Regions from separate parts of the Homo sapiens genome. Here region 1 is linked to region 2. The links are chromatin loops, found by intact Hi-C in ENCODE. Cell type or tissue: PC-3. All regions are shown on one strand. Each heading gives the region's core, and the rest is flanking DNA. Links, peaks and the distances in the headings are about the cores only.

Region 1 (5,396 bases), core at 58-5,057, 160 kb after region 2:
ACAATTATGGCAGAGGGTGAAAGGAAAGCAAAGCATGTCTTACATGGCAGCAGGAGAGAGCAAGGAGGAAAGTGCCACACTTTTAAACCATCAGATCTTATGAGAACTCACTCACTATCACAAGAACAGCATAGGGAAATCCACCCTATGATCCAATCACCTCCCATGACATCTCTCCTCTTATGTGTGGGGATTACAATTTGACATGAAATTTAGGGGGGGACACAGAGCCAAACCACATCATTCTGCCCCGGCCCCTCCCAAATCTCATGTCCTTCTCACATTGCAAAATACAATTATCCCATCTTAACAGTTCCCCAAAGTCTTAACTCATTCCAGCGCTAACTCGAAAGTCCAAGTCCAAAGTCTCATCTGAGACAAGGCAAGTCCCTTCTGCCTATGAACCTGTAAACATAAAAAAACAAGTTAATTGCTTTCAAGATATAAGGCAGGTACAGGCCTTGGGTAAATGCTCCCATTCCAAATAAGAGAAATGGGCCGAAACAAAGGGGCTACAGGCCCCAAGCAAGTATGAACCCCAGTAGGGCAGTCATTAAATCTTAAAGCTCCAATATAATCTCCTTTGACTCCGTATCTCACATCCAGGTCACGCTAATGCAAGAGGTGGGCTCCCAAGGCTCTGGGCGGCTCTGCCCCCATGGCTCTGCAGAATACAGCCCCTGAGGCTGCTTTCATGGGCTGGTGTTGGGTGCCTGCAGCTTTTCCAGGCCTATGGTGCAAACTGTTGATGGATCTACCATTCTGGCATCTGGAGAAAGGTGGTCCTCTTCTCACAGCTGCACTAGACAGTGTCCTAGTGGGGATTCTGTGTGGAGGCTTCAACCCTACGTTTCCCCTCTGCAGTTCCTAGTAGAGGTTCTCCATGAGGGCTCTGTCCCTACAACCTACTTCTGCCTGAAAATCCAGGTGTTTTCATACATTCTCTGAAATCTAGGTGGAGGTTCCCAAACCTCATCTATCACACTCTGCACACCTGCAGGCCCAACACCTGTGGAAGCTCTCAAGGCTTGGGGCTTGCACCCTCGGAAGAAGTGACCTGAGCTATACCTTGGCTCCTTTTAGCCACAGCTGGAGCTGGAGCAGCTGGGATGCAGGGCATCATGTCCCAAGGCTGCACAGAGCAGTGGGGCCCTGGGCCTGGCCCACGAAACCATTTTTCCATCCTAGGCCTCTAGACCTGTGATGGAGGTGTGGGGGTGCTGCCCTGAATATCTCTGAAGTTCCCTGGAGACATTTTCCCCATAGTTAAGAGATGTGTGACTATATAGATAGATAGAAAGATACCCAGAATTGCGACAGAAAATTATTAGCTAGGAAACATGTAATCTTTATTCATAGATAGAAAACTGGATCTCAAGAAAAGCCAGTTATTTCTGATAAAAGTGAAGACAGAGTATGTTCAAAATAGGTAAACTCAAATGAGTTATCAACTAGCTACTGTATCTCTTAGTACGAGTAAGTACTTTAAAATAAATCCTCCCTGGCTGCCACTTTCATGAGGCAGATGTATATAATGTCATTCTACTTCGTGGTGACCTCTTAAAGAGACCTATACTCATCTATACAGAGATACCATTCAGACAACTATGGATTACTGGAGGGTCCATGGAAAGAAAGGAGCAAGCTATTTTATAAAATGATGACATCTTAAGGAATATGTGAGCTGGAAAGGAGTTCCATAGATAAATTTGATTAGGAAGGCGTATAAAATTTTTGAAGAGTGGCAATTGTGAAATCAGACTGCTTGGTTTATATTCCTACTCAACCACTTAGCTGTGTTACCGTAAGAAATTAGCTTCACCTCACTGTGCCTCAGTCCTCTCATTGGTAAAATGGGGACAATAATATGTACTCTGTGGCATTGTTGTAAGAATTGTTAGATAAATCATGTTAAGCATTTAGCATAATGCTTGACATTTAGCAAAAAAGTATCAAATGTTAGCTTTTATTATTATTATCAATCTTACTGAATTTCTTTCATTAGAGCACATTTGCAAACCATTAGTTTACCTACTGTTGGTGAATCAAAATGTGGATTGCTGAAGGAGATTTGGCAGATTTTCTTACAGTGAGAGGGAGATTGCATATTGGATGGAGTAGGAATGCCTCTTAAGGGCCTGCCAGGTCCCTATCGCCTCTTCAAAGCATGGGAATACAGAAAGATTTGGGTCCCTTCAAGGGAAATTCCATTCATCTAGCTTCCTTTGCAACCAGCAACTGGTGACGTGAATAAATAACCTGCTCAGCAAGAAGGTAATAATAACTTAGACAATCAACCTTGTGTAAATTAGAGTCACAAGATGTTTGGTTTCCTGTATAACCTAGTGGTAACATCTTGACATATATCCTCGAATTTTTTTCAGAATCAAGGACTACCACTGCACGAAAAATGCTGATTGCTGTCACATAGACCTCAAACAGAATGGAACCTCAGACAGACCGGAACCCGAAAGTAGATGAGGAAATTCCAGAAATTCCTCAGCCCTAACTCACTTTAGAGAGCCCCCTTACCTCAGCCTTTAACAATCTTTTGCTTGTAAGCTATCAGGGAGTTTTGGTCTTAAATGTTACCTGCCAGTTCTCCTCGTTTTCTGCTCTGCAATAAATGCCTTTTTGTTTGTTTTTTTTTTTTTTTTAATCTCTCTATAAGCCTAGGAGTGTGTGTTTGCCTTTGCTGTGGCAGTCAAGCTGACCCAAGTTTGGTTTGGTAATGCAAATATTAAAAATTGCTTCAAAATAGTTTAAAAACAGATAGAACAAGTGAAGCAATATTTAAATGCAATATGTCCAAAGCTGTGTTACATATGCTAGTTTGGTGAACCAATATAATAATAATAATAGAAAATGGCGATATTATCCTCTTAGATGTTAACAATGGCTGTTTACATATTAAAGACTTTAAAGACTTGTGTACTTTAAATTTAATCTGGCTTTTCACAACTTCTTAGACTACTGAAACTACTCATGATCAAGGACCTATTAATAGCTACTAAAAGTAGTTACTGTGAAATCCTTTCAATACAGGTGAAATCCTTTCAATAACAGCAAGTTACAAAGGAAAAGTTTAAACATTTGGGCACCAGCAATGGCAGAGTGAGGACTGAGTGTGGGCAGTCAATGAGATTTCAAGTAGGGCCTTGGGAGCAGTGATTGGTCAGCAGCTTGAGGGCAACCAATGGAAAGTACAGAACTAGTCAGGAGTAGGAACTCTCACCTGACAGTCCTCCAGGTCCCAGTACCAGCTTCTCCTGGATATTGAAGATCCTCCATTAAGTTTTCCTGCGGAAGACCTCAAGGCCACTCACAATTGTGTTGTTACATGACCATTTAGGCAGACATTTAATTGAGCTGGCTTTGATCTAAATGGTTAACTGGCTCAGTAGCACCCAGACTCTTAGCAGGTTGGACAAGAACAGACTGAGCTTCCTGGGCCTAGACTCTTTTGCTCTGAACCTTCAGCCTTTTTCTGGGAACTGCTGTTGTCACCTACCAACCTGTGTGTGTGTGCCTATCCTGGGCCTAATGCTGCTCTCTCTTCCTGGCTCAACTGGGCTTTTATAACCTTCAGTCTGTCACTCAACTTGAGTCAGTGGTTCCAGCTCCAGTTCTTTCACCACTTGCCTTCTTAGAATTTTTTACTCAGCTCTTGTTCACCTTCCCAACTCCAGTCTCAAATTCCCCCACATCTTACTACAACAATTCTTAATAATTACCATAGTTCTTTTTACCAAGTTTATTATGCCTATCAAGAGAAAATTATAAGACATACTAAAAGGCAAATACTTAGTTGAAGAGACATAGCACCCATTAGAATTGAACCTGGTGTGACAAGAAATTGGAATTAACAATGGGGAATTTTTAAAAATTTCACCTCCATTTTCTCAGAATGTGAACAACTGGGAATGTGAAGTACCTCTGATTAATATTCTACAGGTGCTAATAAATAAAGTAGACAGCATGCATAACAGATAGGTAATGAAAGCAGAGAGATAGCAGTTCTAAGAAAAAAAACCAGAGTGAAATGCCAGGCATTAAAAACACTATAAAAGAAATGAAGATTGTTTTTGGTGGGCTCACAGTAGACTGAAGATGGCTGAAGAAAGTGAGCTTGAGTATGTCTTTACAGAAACTTTAAAGACTGAAGAGCAAGAAGAAAAAAGTTGAAAAAATGGAACAGAATATCCAGGAACTATGTGACAACTGTAAAAGGTGTAACTTTTGCTTAATAAGAATATTAGAAGACAAATTAAAAGAAAAGGAGCAGAAGAAATATTTGAAGCAAGAATGACTAAAAATTCCCCGAAATTAATGTTAGACACCAAACCATTGATCCAAGGAACTCAGAGAGCAACATGCAAAATAAATGAAAAAAATGCTACACCTGGGTGCATTATATTTAAATTATAGAAACAATGATAAAGAACAACTTTTGAAAATGTCCAGTGGGGGGATAAAACTTTACCTTCTAGAAGAGGAAAGAAAAGAATTACATCTAACTTATCCATAGAAGCCATGCTAGCAAGAAGAGTGGAATGAAATATAAAAAGTGTTGAGAGGAAAAAACCATGCATCTAGAATTCTGGAACCTGTGGAATTATCTTTCAAAAGTGAAGGAGAAATAAAGACTTTCTCAGATAACAAAAACTGAGAGAATTTGTTGCTATTAGACCTTTCTTGAATTAAATATTACAAGAAATTCTTCAGGTTTTTTTCCAAGATGGCAGAAGACAGGCTTTGCCAGCTTGCTATACCCACTTGGAAATAGCAAAATAGTTTGTAGGGGTTCACACTGTGAACTTTTGTACAAGAAGGAGCTTGTCAGTTCAACAGAAAATGAAAGAAAACTTCAGATACTGGGAAAAATAAGGCAAGCAGAAGCCTACATGGTGGGGTCCAGTAGAAAACTATGAGTGAATCCCCAGTGCATGCTATGGGGAGACAGTATGTCCTTGATACCCATTTTCACTGAGAAGCCAGGAAATCCAGGCCATGAGAGAGGTCCTTGACCCTACCAGGCCCTGGATATGACTTTGGGAGCAGTTGGGAGACTGTGAGAAGGAATTGCCCTGTGGTGTGCTCTTCAGGTTCTCCCACAGATATGCACACCAATAGGAGGCCATTCCTGAACATAGCTCATACAGGGATTCACAAGAACCTTCCAGCTGGCAGGGTCAACAGTCACTGGTTTGGAGAGTCTCAGGAGGGGATTTGGCAATTTGGTCTAGAGCAGGGGAGGGTCCCCTATAGCCAGAACTGAGAACAGGTGTGGCATGGGCCCCAGCTGCACGGACTCCAGTTGGGCAAACTCCCCACCCCTTAATGGGACCAGAGCAGAGTGAGATTTGCCTAGGGGATATAGTATTAGCCCAGGCAGT
Region 2 (5,396 bases), core at 58-5,057:
CAACAGAGCCATAAAATTTTGAGTCCTTCCCTGCCCTGAAGTTCCCCAGCATACTTCCCTAAAGCAGAGGGAGTTGGAGGAGAGGCAGGGGAGGATTGGGGACTGGAGGGAGAGAGCCACTCAGTGCCAGTAAGCAAGGCTTTGTATTTACTTTATTTCAAGTGACCTCTGCCACTGGGCTCAACAGACAAGTTTCTGACGCTTTTAGTCTACCCACAGTTCTCTACCCTCATTGTTAACACCATTTATTTCAGCTCTGGGGACCCCTAGATTCAGCAGCCATCGCCACGTCGCCTTGTTTTTTGGCTGGATCGTGGAGCTTGCTGCCCCATTGTCATTGATAACATCCTCCCTTCTCCCACCCCAGAAGGGAGTATGACACAGCCAAAGCACCATTAGGACACCTTGTTTCAACCCTACCTTTTGTTGTTCAACCACATTTAACACATAGGACAGTGAGGAACCCTTATTCCACTTTCCCATCCTCACCACCATCTAGGCAAGAGCATTTACTACCAGATCTCTGGGAATCTTCTCACGTCCTGTAACCCAGCCAACCAGGGCCCTTGTCCCTCCTTTTCCAGAAAGTCAAATATTTCTATGAGCATCTCACATTTGCCACCAAAACTATCAGGGCATGTAAAGTGTCTGGGATTTTATGCTACTTGCAAACAACGGTAGTCTTCCTTATCTGTGGGGGATATGGTCCAAGATCCCCAGTGGATACCTGAAACCATGGATTGTACTGAAGCCTATGTATACTATGGTTTTCCCAGTACATACATACCTATGATAAAGTTTAATTTATAAATTAGCCACAGTAACAGATTAACAATAATTACTAATAAAAATAGAGTAATTGTAACAGTATACTATAATAAAAGTTTTGTGTATGTTCTCTCCTTCTTAAAATATCGTACTGTAGATCTTAATAACCTTGGCATATGATTTTTTTTTTCATATTGAGAACTTCCACTCTTTCACTTAAAGGAAGCACTTTATTGCTTCTCTTTGGTATATCCAAATTGCCAGCATCACTACTCTTCTACTTTGGGGCTATGGTTAAGTAAAACAAGGGTTACCTGCACACCAGCCACTGTGATATTGTGGCAGCTGATCTGATAACTGTGATGGCTATTAGGTAACTAACAGGCAGGTAGTGTGGACAGCTTGGCTACACTAGACAAGGGGATGATTCATGTCCCAGCAGGAATGGTGGGAGATTTTATCACATTACTCAGAATGATGGGTAATTTAAAAATTATGAATTGTTTATTTCTGAAATTTTCCATTTAATATTTTCAGACTGAGGTTGACCATGGGTAACTCAAACTGTGAAAAATAAAACTGTGGATAAGAGGGGACTGCTGTAATAAATTAGCCTGTTATTATTTCATGGATGCTGGCAGAAGACTTTATTACTCGTAGCACAGAAAGCGGCACGCACTCCAAGTCCCATAAAGGAGATGAAGGAGAGCCTCGTTGGATGCTGGGATGGATGCTTTGGGTTTGTGACATAGCTGAGGTACATTGAGCTTGTGGACTCTATCATTTTCATCATGAGTGATGAGCAAGTCTGCTCTTTGACTGGAAGGAGATGGTACCTCATCCCTCAGGGTTGCTTACTGCAAACACAACTCTGGGAAATGGCCCAGCTAAAGAGCAGTCAGGGCCTGTGACCTCATCCTACCCAGCAAGATCGTGCAGGAAGACTTGTCCCATGGTGGATTGATTCTCCTAACATATGTTGCTTAAGGTGACTAGGTTTTTCTTGTTGATCAAGATACACTTTATTATTTATTTCTTAATTTCAAGAAAGGATGAACAGGGGAATATAGACCCACATGGTTGAACCAGTGTTCTAACTCTAGAGATACTTGAGTTCTGATCCTCCCTGGGGCAGCCTAGAGAGAAACATCCTCATCTACAATAGTTTCGGAAGATTGGTTTGTTCCTTGAATGTGTCCCACTTGAAGGAATTAAACTTCCAGCATCATTCTAGGGTTTTGAGCTGTTCTTTCCTTTTTTAAGAGTATGAAGTATTTGATATATACCACAGAGTATATTTATATCAAATGTAAGTTATGGAGTATAATAAGATGAACACCAGCGAATCTCCCACTAAGCTTAAGAATTCTGTTATGACAATATTCCTGAAGCTCCCTGGGGGTTCTCCTCCCTATGTATTGAGTGAACCCAAATAGCTAAGGCTGGGCTGGAATTGACCTCATGTCCCAGAAGTCCCTAGGGTTGAAAAGGACCCTGAAAATGGCATGGACTTGACTACTGGGCTAGAAGATGTTGTCTTTTTAGGGTCTTCAAAGATGAAGTTTTAAAAAAGATTCTGATTGAAATACCATGTCTAAATAACATCTTTAGCCTGTGATTTAGTCTTTTGGCTATTTTTAAATTTAATGGCACCTCATGAGAAGGATAAATAGAAGAAATAAAGCAAAACGTTTATTAGAGTAAAGCCTAATAAATAAAATCTTATCCTACTGGAGTTTTTTTAGTTCTTTATTTTTTGATTAAAAACAAAGATAAATCACAGCTCAGTAATTTTGTGTTATTGTTTTTTTCTTTTGGGGGAAAAGACCACTCATGATTCAACCCCATCTCTTATACCACTGGTCAGGCTCCCAATCCTGGCTGCACATTTGATTCATCTAGGGCCTTTTGAATGTTTGGGTCCCACCTCAGACCTTCACAGAGTTGTTATTTTAATCTCTCTAGGGGACTGTAATGCAATGTAATGGCCTGGGGTGAGAAACATTTTTTCCCTTCTTTTTCTGTGATGCTACATAATTATAATTGGTGATTGTCAGTGATTTAATATAATCTATAATGGAGATAGAAACCAAGCAAGTTTTCAATTAATAGTAAGCCAATCAGGAAACGAAATTAAATCAATCACTGGAGTCTGGTTAACCAAATTTATGAAAGGCCTCAAATCAAAAGGTTTTCTTTTTTTAACTTACGACTTTGGTTCAAATTGTGATGGAGAGGATTCATGCTACTAGTTATAATGATATTTTCAGATTATCAACAAACTTCAGTTTCTTTCTAGCCTGTGTTAGGATGGTGGATGAGTGGTAAACTCATCTAAAAACTCCTCTAAAAATGAATACTTCCTTAAAATGCCACTAGGAGGCACACCTAAACTAATTTTATGTCACCTGAGTGGCTGGAAAAGCATTTTGAGAATGAGGGAAGAACATATTCTATAGGTCCATGCTGTGCTGCAGTGCTATGTAGGCAAAGCACTTTTGGTCAATGTAAAGATTAGCTGGGCAGTAAATAGATGTTTATTTGTTGTTTATTGTGTTCAAGCAACAAACTAAAGGTTTTTTAAAAATGCATGAGATCTAGACTTTGACCTTTATATCTGTTGTTAGACTTTGGTGTTAAGAAAATGAGGCATAGCTATAAACCAAAAAATACAGTTATTTAATATTAATATGTATAGGCTGGGTGGGGTAGCTCACGCCTATAATCCTGGTCAATACGGTGAAACCCCATCTCTACAAAACAACACGAAAGATGAGTCAGGCGTGGTGGCTCGTGCTACTTGGGAGGAGGATCACTTAAGCCCAGGAGTTTGGGACCAGCCCGGGCAACGTGACAAAACTCTGTCTCTTTCTCTCTCTCTCTCTCTGTCTCTCCCTCTCTCCCCCCCCTGTGTGTATATATATATATATATATATATAAAATATATAATTATATTATATATAATGTAAATATATTAATATAATATAATATAATAAATAATATATTATATTACTGTATAATATAATAAGTAATATATATTATATTGTATTATATAAACATATTAACATATATGTTAATAATATATATTTATATGTTATATATTATATGTTAATAATATATATTATATTTTATAATATGTTATATATTATGTTATAATATATAATATATTTTATAATATGTTATATATTATATGTTAATATATAATATATTATGTTTTATAATATGTTATATATTATTACATTATGTATTATATGTTATTAATGATAATATATTATATATAATACTATAGGTACACATCACATTGCCCAGCTAATATCTAATATATATTATATATAATATATGACATATAGTGTATATATACTATATGACACATATAAATACATATATATTACATATTACATATATTATGTATTATACATATTACATCTATTACTATATATAATATATATTATTACATGTAATATATAATATATGTAATATATATTATAATATAGACTATATTACATATATAATATATATTATATATTATACATATATATTAGCTGGGCAATGTGATGTGTGCATATGGTATATACAATATATGTCATATATAATAGATGAAATAAATACATATATATTACATATTACATATATTGTGTATTACACATACATATTACATATATTACTATATATAATATATAACAGGTAATATAATATCTAATATATGTAATATATATTATAGACTATATTACATATATATTAGCTGGGCAATGTGATGTGTGCCTATAGTTCCAGCTATTCAGGAGTCTGAGGTGGGAGGATTGCTTGAGCCTGGGGGGGTCAGGGTTGCAGTGAGCTGTGATTATGCCACTACACTACAACCTGGGTGACAGAGTGAGACCTTGTCTCAAAAAAAAAAGAAAAATAATAAAAAAGAAATTTCCCATCTGAATTTCTTAATGAGCTGTAGTTGAGGTACCTGGGGCCTGGCAATCTGTTCATAGAGTGTTTCAAGAAGAAAGAAGGTGTTTTCAACGGTGTCAAATGCTGCAGAGAAGTCAAAGGCCTTTAAAAAAGGTCAGTGCCTGGGAGGAACCATGTCAGTAGAATATGAGGGAAGAAACAAGTCTGTAAAGGCCTGAGTGTACGTAAGGATAAAATGAAGGAAGAATGTATATAGACTCCCTTAGTTTTCTGTGAAATCTTACCATGCAGGTAAAAGATACAGTATGTTCCAAATATAATTATAAAAAGAAACATACTTCCAGACACATACTGGGAGGTATTCCTTTGGCATTACAACATTCATTTACACATTTAGTACACTTTATGGAGTGTCTATCACGTGCCAGTTGAATTAGGAGCTAGAGATACTTTGGTAAACAGCACAATCCCCTCTTTCAAGGAACTCAGGCTCTTGAACAGGGTAGTGGTGTGATAGTGACAACAAACACTTTCAATATTGTGTTAGGAACTGAGAATTCTAGAGTGTTTTGTGAGCCAAAATTGGTCTGGCTTCAAATGTTTTCTAAGTGCCAGCAGACTATGGAGCCATATCTTCAGAATTTTGAGAGAAAAACCCCAAAACTTTATATTTAGGTAAATTATATATGCATGATGATAAAAAGAAAATTTTAAACGTGCAAATA

The links. Hi-C counts contacts between places; a loop is a spot of excess contacts. Peaks named below come from ENCODE experiments on the same cell type or tissue, not always from the same donor. Only the 100,000 strongest peaks of a DNase experiment are listed, where the experiment ranks them.
Region 1: a loop joins it to region 2, with 2.6 times the contacts of the local background. A loop is called at or near these places in 7 of 110 quality-filtered maps.

What each region holds. Positions count from the first base shown.
Region 1 is chr9:5,266,419-5,271,814 of GRCh38, reverse strand. No RefSeq gene overlaps it. Among named protein-coding and RNA genes, the nearest start is that of RLN2, 36 kb to the left of the region's middle. RefSeq lists an enhancer at 2,197-2,732. In PC-3, for the core only: no CTCF peak of the experiment used is centred there; a DNase peak (open chromatin) is centred at 2,474.
Region 2 is chr9:5,422,980-5,428,375 of GRCh38, reverse strand. The region is part of intron 3 of PLGRKT (plasminogen receptor with a C-terminal lysine); the gene reads left to right. Among named protein-coding and RNA genes, the nearest start is that of PLGRKT, 12 kb to the left of the region's middle. In PC-3, for the core only: a CTCF peak has its summit at 3,147 (motif pointing right); no DNase peak of the experiment used is centred there.